2 separate regions of the Homo sapiens genome follow, and region 1 is linked to region 2. Evidence: chromatin contacts called from ENCODE Hi-C or POLR2A ChIA-PET data. All regions are on one chromosome and are shown on one strand. Each heading gives the region's core, a stretch centred on a gene start or an enhancer-like site at or near the end of the contact. The rest is flanking DNA. Distances are from core to core; before and after follow the strand shown. Region 1 overlaps LDLRAD3 (low density lipoprotein receptor class A domain containing 3). Region 2 has its middle 36 kb from the start of LDLRAD3.

Region 1 (3,296 bases), core at 542-3,041, 61 kb before region 2:
ATAGGTCAAACTGGGCTACAGCCTATCCTAACAGCCTAACAGGTAACTTAATTATCTCTTTAAAGGCCCTATCTCCAAATACAGTCACCTTCTGAGGTACTGAGGGTTAGGGCTCAACATATGAGTTTTGGGGATGCAAATCAGCCCACCACAGTGTCCAACAGGTCATGTCACTCCCCTCAATAAAATCTTTCACTGGGGTCCCAACGCCCTTGAAATAATATCCTTTCCAAAACATGACCCCTGCCTACTATTCTCTCTCCCAGATGGAAGGGTAGTGTAGGCAGGGGTGGGAGTTCAGATGGGGGTAAGGGTACAGGCAGAATTAGAGAGATCAGGAAGAAATGGCACCCTTTCATTATCTCCCTTCCAGTCATGCTTCTTCCAACTACAGATAGACTTTGGGCAAGCTGTCTAAACTCTCTGCAGAATGGGCTGGGTCCTTGATGACCCACAGGCCTGGCTGAGCACCAGGGAGAGATGGCATACTCCACCCCATGCTTAGATCCCCTGGACAGAAAATACCAGGCCTGTATCCTCTCTATAAAGGTAAAGGTTCCCCCAGAGTCAATCAAGGAATCTTCTGGCCAAATCCAGGATTAGAAGCAGATCTAAACTGCAACTGGGCAATCTCCCTTTGAGACTAAACTGCTCATTAAGATGTCCTAGATACCCAGCATTAGAAAGTTACCACCTTGCTGGCTCCATCATGAAAATGAATGCATGGACTTGGCAGCGGCATTATGCAAGACCTGATTTGTCTGTCTCCACTTATGAACTGAGTGACCTGGGGCAAGATGCTTAACACCTCTCAGCCTTGATGTACTCATCTATAAAATGGGGTTAATATTCTTCTAAGTAGTTCTAACTATACTAATTCCAAGGGCTGCTGTAATTAATTGCCACGAACTGAGTGGCTTAAAACAACAAAAATATGTTCTTTCACAATTCTAGAGGCTAGAAGTTCAAGGTGTCGGCAGGGCCATGCTTCCTCTGAAAACTCCAGGGCAGAATCCTTCCTTGCCTGGCTTCTGGAGGTTGCTGGCAATCCTTGGCATTCCTTGCCCTGCACCTACATGCTCCAGTGTCTGCCTCTGTCTTCACAAGGCCATCTTCCCTCTGTGAGTGTCTGTGTACCCCCTCTTATTACAAAGACACCAGTCATGGGAATTAGGGCCCACTCCAGTCCAACAGAACTGTGTCTTAACGAATTACATATGTCAAGACCCCATTTGCAAATTGGTTTGCATTCACAAGTACCAGGTTTTAGGGCTTCAGTGTACCTTTTCAGGGGACACAATTTAACCTGTGACACCTACTTGAATGATTGTGAGAGGATTAAATAATGACCTAAAAGCACTAAGGACAGTACCCGGAGCACACAGTAAGCACTCCACACAGAACAGTTTTCCTCTTCCAGTGTGTGGCTAACATACAGCAGGCTACTTTCCCAGAAGATCAGGCCTAGCTTCTTTGCTCCTCATAAAAACAAAAACCACAAGCAAGAAACCAAAAGCAAATAAGCCGGTATCCTCATGGCTAATGCTGTATTAAGACTTTTAAAATAAACAAAGCAGGACTTGGTACCATGTCACTGAAGTAAATATTTTATCAGTGGGTCTCTGAAAAAAACTCCACGCATGCACGTGGGCCCCACATGCCTCCTCCCTGGAGGAGCTGGTTCTGCCAATAAGGGGCCTCAAGGGCTGCTTGAAAGCAGAGAGGAGTTTACTCAAGGTGTGCACCTCTGGTTCCAACATCTGGCTGCATTCCAGCTCAGCAAAGCCTTCCAGAAACAAGGCAACACGGGGCCTATGGACACCTAAAGCCCATGCTGAGGCTGAACCCTGAGCAACCTCAACACTGGTGCTTCCCAGGAGAGCCAGGCAAGAAAGCTCAGCCAAGGAAGTGATTAATAAATCATGGGCAAAGCTTTTTCCCATTCTCTGCTCGGTGGAAACCAAAACGCCTATCACAATGATCAAAGCTGCTGCCTGCAACTTCAGATTGACTTTGACTGAGCTCATTAAGTCATAAGCTTCTGCAGAGTGGATTTTCTCCATGGATAATGCTTGAAAATTAGGAAGTTAAGTGGCTTGGGAGAACCTGGGACCCATTAACCAACTAGCCAGTCAGAGCTTCCATTAAAAGAGGAAAATGGCTGAAAATCTGAAATCTGTTCTTGGGCAGCTGTTCAAAGATTCTATTATGAGTTTTCAGGGGAAGCCCCTTGGGGTTCACACCAGCGTGAGCAGAGAAGCCTCCATGGACATGAAGTGAGAAGGACCTCGACCGAGAAGACAGAGGCCTGGGTTGAAATCCTGGCTGCATCTGGAATATTAGGGATTTCTTTCCTCTCTCTGAGCTTCGGTGTCCTGAGGGGGAAGTGCCCCCCAGTCTGAGGCATGTGGATTCCACGGCTGGAACCTGTGTATAAAATCGTGACTCTGAGCCGGGGACTTGGTACGCACACCATATGCACTTAGGAAAGGGCTGTTCGTAAACAGATCTGTAGACGACAGAGTCCCATCTGCCAGTTACCAAATGATGAGGCCACACGTGAGGAATTTAACCATCTGAAACAGCTAGATGTTAGCTGGTAGAGGGAAAGGCAGGCTAGAGTTGTGAAACCTGCCAGGTTAAATAATTTTCTCCTCTTTCTGCAGAATCACGGTGTTCTCTTGCAATAGATCTTGCCTATGTTGTAAAGCTCTTTGGCTGAGATGGATGACAGAAATATTAACAAAAAACTGAGGCATTAAACATAAATTAAATTAAAACATTAAAACTGAGAAATTAAGCTTTTCCTGTTTGGAAGAAGAGACTCAGAATGTAGGGCAAAAGAAAGCACAGGGAAGCAGGGAGGCCCAGAGCCAGATCCCAGAGAAGAGTGAAGTGCAGAATTCAGAGGCAATGCTTACATTGCCCAGGACTCCTCTCAGTAACGTGCATGAACTCAACACACCTCGGGAAAAAGAAAAAGAAGATCCAGATCAGATTTTGAGGACTCCAGTGTCACACCTTCTCAAATATCCTGAGACACCAGGCCAACCAGGCAACAGGAACAAGCAGCCACATGGTGCCAGCCCCTCTACTCCCAAAAGCCCGCTGAGCCAGACGTTATTTCTCCAACAGCAAAGCCTCCTTCCAGAGGCTCTAAGCATTTGATGCTCACATCCACTCCTCCCAAGGATGAGATGACCTCACTGGCTCTGGTCAATACTAATCCCTTCACCCCAAAGTCCTATAGAAAATTATTCCTTCAATCCAGTGTCAAGAGGAAAATTCGAGATGAT
Region 2 (2,947 bases), core at 341-2,840:
TACAGAACAGCAGTGGAAGATAAAAATGGTGGTTCTGACTGGCAACCTGTTTCACATGGACAGCTTTGCATGACTGTGTCTGTTTTGGAAAGTTTGACTTAAAACATTTGCATGATTGTTTTGCTAGGAACGAAACACATTAAGGTAAATGCTTTTGCCTGAATATCCCTAATCTCATTGTGACAGGTTTGTATCCAGCCTGGTTATAGCCAGGACTAACTCTTCTCCCACGTTCTTGCTAATTGGCAGCAGCAGACAGTGTGTGAGTTGGGATATGTGAAAGATGGAGAAAAACAAAAATAAAGCCAAACTCTAAAACTCCAATCATCTTTAATTAGTCAAGAAAAATCAACAGCTTGAGAATGTACACCTACTAAGACAGCGAGAAGGGATGGCTACAAAGTGCTTCTGTCTCTAAGGATCTTGTGCCCCTCATTTAATCTTCCCTGGCGTTTGTTTGTTCCACATGTTAAAAAATGTTATCCTCTGTTTTTACCAGAGGTAGCAGTGCTTAATTTAGAAATTTTAAAAATGCAGAAATATCCGTAATAGATCTGGTGCTACAAGGTCATTCTCCCTGTCTCTGTTTCTCTCCCTGATGGTAGAGAATATCCTATATTGTGAGAATAAAAATAGCCAGAGTCAGATGTCAGTTAATCAGAGTCTACCTAACAGGATGGTTAATCAAAGCACTTTTTTTTTTTCTGTTTAACAACGTGGAATAGTGAAAACATCATCAACTTTGATTCTCTGGAGCCTGGGCTTAAAATCTTCCATGGCTTTCTAGCTGTGTGACTTTAACAAAATCAATGTACTTCTCTGAGACTCAGCTTCCACACTAGTAAAATGGTTTTGTTATAAATACACACACACACACACACACACACACACACATATACACACATATTTTTTTTTGAGATGGAGTCACACTATGTTTCCCAGGCTGGAGTGCAGTGGCACGATCTCGGCTTACTGGAACCTCCACCTCCCGGGTTCAAGTGATTCTCCTGCCACAGCCTCCCAAGAAGCTAGGATTATAGGTTCCCACCACCACGCCCAGCTAATTTTTTATTTTTTGTAGAGACCGGGTTTCACCATGTTGGCCAGGCTGGTCTCAAACTCCTGATCTCAAGTGATCCACCCACCTCGGCCTCCCAAAGCGCTGGGATTACAGGCATGAGCCACCAGGCATGGCCTCGTTTTGTTATTACTAGTAGGTAGTGTGTGATAAGGATAAAAGTAAACAATACATGCAAAGCAAATTGTTGGAACTCAATAGATATTAGTCCCATTCCCTGCCTCTCCAAGACACAACATAACACCTCCCATTCACATAATACACAGTTATTTGTTGTTGTTACTGTTGAGTGTTTTGTTGAATACTTTTAGAAAAAAGAGTAAAAAGTATTAGAAACCAAACCAATAGTGAAGATTTAAATCAAACAAAGGCAACGTCTGTAGCAAGGTCTGGGGTGAATTTATGACAGGTATGACTCATTGTCTTCAGTTTTCTATGCACAAAGGAAATGAGAACTGGCAGTTCTTCAGGATGACCCTAGCATTCTGCAAGATCCTCAATCATCTCTGAAAAGGGACACTGTGTTCCTTTTTGGTTAGGACTGTTTGGTTGCAAGTAACATAAGCTGCCTCAAGCTGGCTTGCATATGCATTTTGAGGTGTGTGTGTACACGTGCCTGTGTGTGGTGAAGGGGTAGTTCAAAGTGCCTTATGGAGCCAAAACTTGTAGAAACTACTCACTGTATATCTTTTTCATTTTTACTTTCCCTTACACTAGTTTTTGCTTCTTGTCCCAAATGGCAGAAAAATTGCTGCCCCACAATTCTAGAGGTTATGTTATAGATCCAAGCGCATGAAGAGACTGATGCAACCAGAGTTTCCCCCAATTTGAAATTCTCAGAGAAAGAAGCTGATTGGTTTAGCTAAGTTCCGCTGTACACCTCAGCTCCAATCATCTGTGGCTAGGAAGACAGCATTGCACAAACACAGGTGAAGGAGGCTTACTCCTAAGATCCTGAGGATGGAAATAAAAGAGGAGTTTCAAAGGGTGGGGAAAGGTGAGTGTCATTAGGTATAGACACACCAAAGGTGTCATTCCAGTTTAAGTAGTAGGGGGGAAGTGAACTAATATAGAATAATTTTTAACAGCCAGAGCCAGAATCTAAAAGGGTTTTGGCTTAGCATGGTGGCTCACACTTGTAATTGCAACACTTTGGGAGGCTGAGGTGGGAGGATCACTTGAGCCCAGGAGTTTGAGACCAGCCTGGGCAACATAATGAGACCCCGTTCTACAAAAATAAAAATAAAAACAAATTAGCCAGGCATGGTGGTGCATGCCTGAAGTCCCAGCTACTCAGGAGGCTGAGGCAGGAGGATCTCTTGAAGGAGTTCAAGGTTGCAGTGAGCTATTATCACACTACTGAACCCCAGTCTGGGCAGCAGAACAACATTCTGCCTATTAAAAAATGAAAGTAAGAAGGTTTTTTTAAATATATACATACCATAGTTAAGCCAAAAAATTCAATTAGACCAAACTTATTTTACCTTTCATGTCAATTATAGCAGACACAGATGCTTGCCTACCTAACAGCCTATTCTCTTTTCTTCTAAGTTGACCGTACCACACATTTACTTGGGTGTCTGCTCCATCATCTTATCAGTCATAGATAACCCCCATCCCTGTGTTTAGATGTAAATTAGTCTAATAGGTGCATTGTGATCCTATTTGCTGTCTAGTTAGTGGCTTAGACATAAGCATGTGATACAATTCTAGCCACTAAAACTCGATAGACAGTCTGCTGATAGGCCTTTTGCAAAGATTTTTTTATTCTCAGTGATGAAAAGAAACTCATAGGAACACTCCTTCTTCTTTTAGATACTTTTAGATCTGGCTGTGATGCGCGGGACTGTGGCAGCCACCTTAGGCCCA

The links. A loop is a pair of places that touch in the nucleus more often than their neighbours do. ChIA-PET counts read pairs that join two places held with the same protein, here RNA polymerase II (POLR2A). Pooled maps may share reads with other maps.
Region 1: a map of spleen shows a loop between it and region 2 (4-fold over the local background). The contact joins two enhancer-like sites. A Hi-C loop is called at or near these places in 4 of 168 maps with a recorded cell type or tissue (GM12878, IMR-90, dorsolateral prefrontal cortex and 1 more) and 2 of 50 pooled maps. POLR2A ChIA-PET finds 5 or more read pairs at or near these places in 2 of 52 experiments (MCF 10A and Panc1).

Annotation. Positions count from the first base shown.
Region 1 is chr11:35,968,171-35,971,466 of GRCh38, reverse strand. The region is part of intron 1 of LDLRAD3 (low density lipoprotein receptor class A domain containing 3); the gene reads right to left. It also overlaps the pseudogene WEE2P1. Among named protein-coding and RNA genes, the nearest start is that of LDLRAD3, 26 kb to the right of the region's middle. Within about 2 kb of position 1,791, at least 2 of the 41 ENCODE cell types and tissues checked have a DNase peak (open chromatin) inside an H3K27ac peak, as active enhancers do.
Region 2 is chr11:35,906,859-35,909,805 of GRCh38, reverse strand. No RefSeq gene overlaps it. Among named protein-coding and RNA genes, the nearest start is that of LDLRAD3, 36 kb to the left of the region's middle. Within about 2 kb of position 1,590, at least 8 of the 41 ENCODE cell types and tissues checked have a DNase peak (open chromatin) inside an H3K27ac peak, as active enhancers do.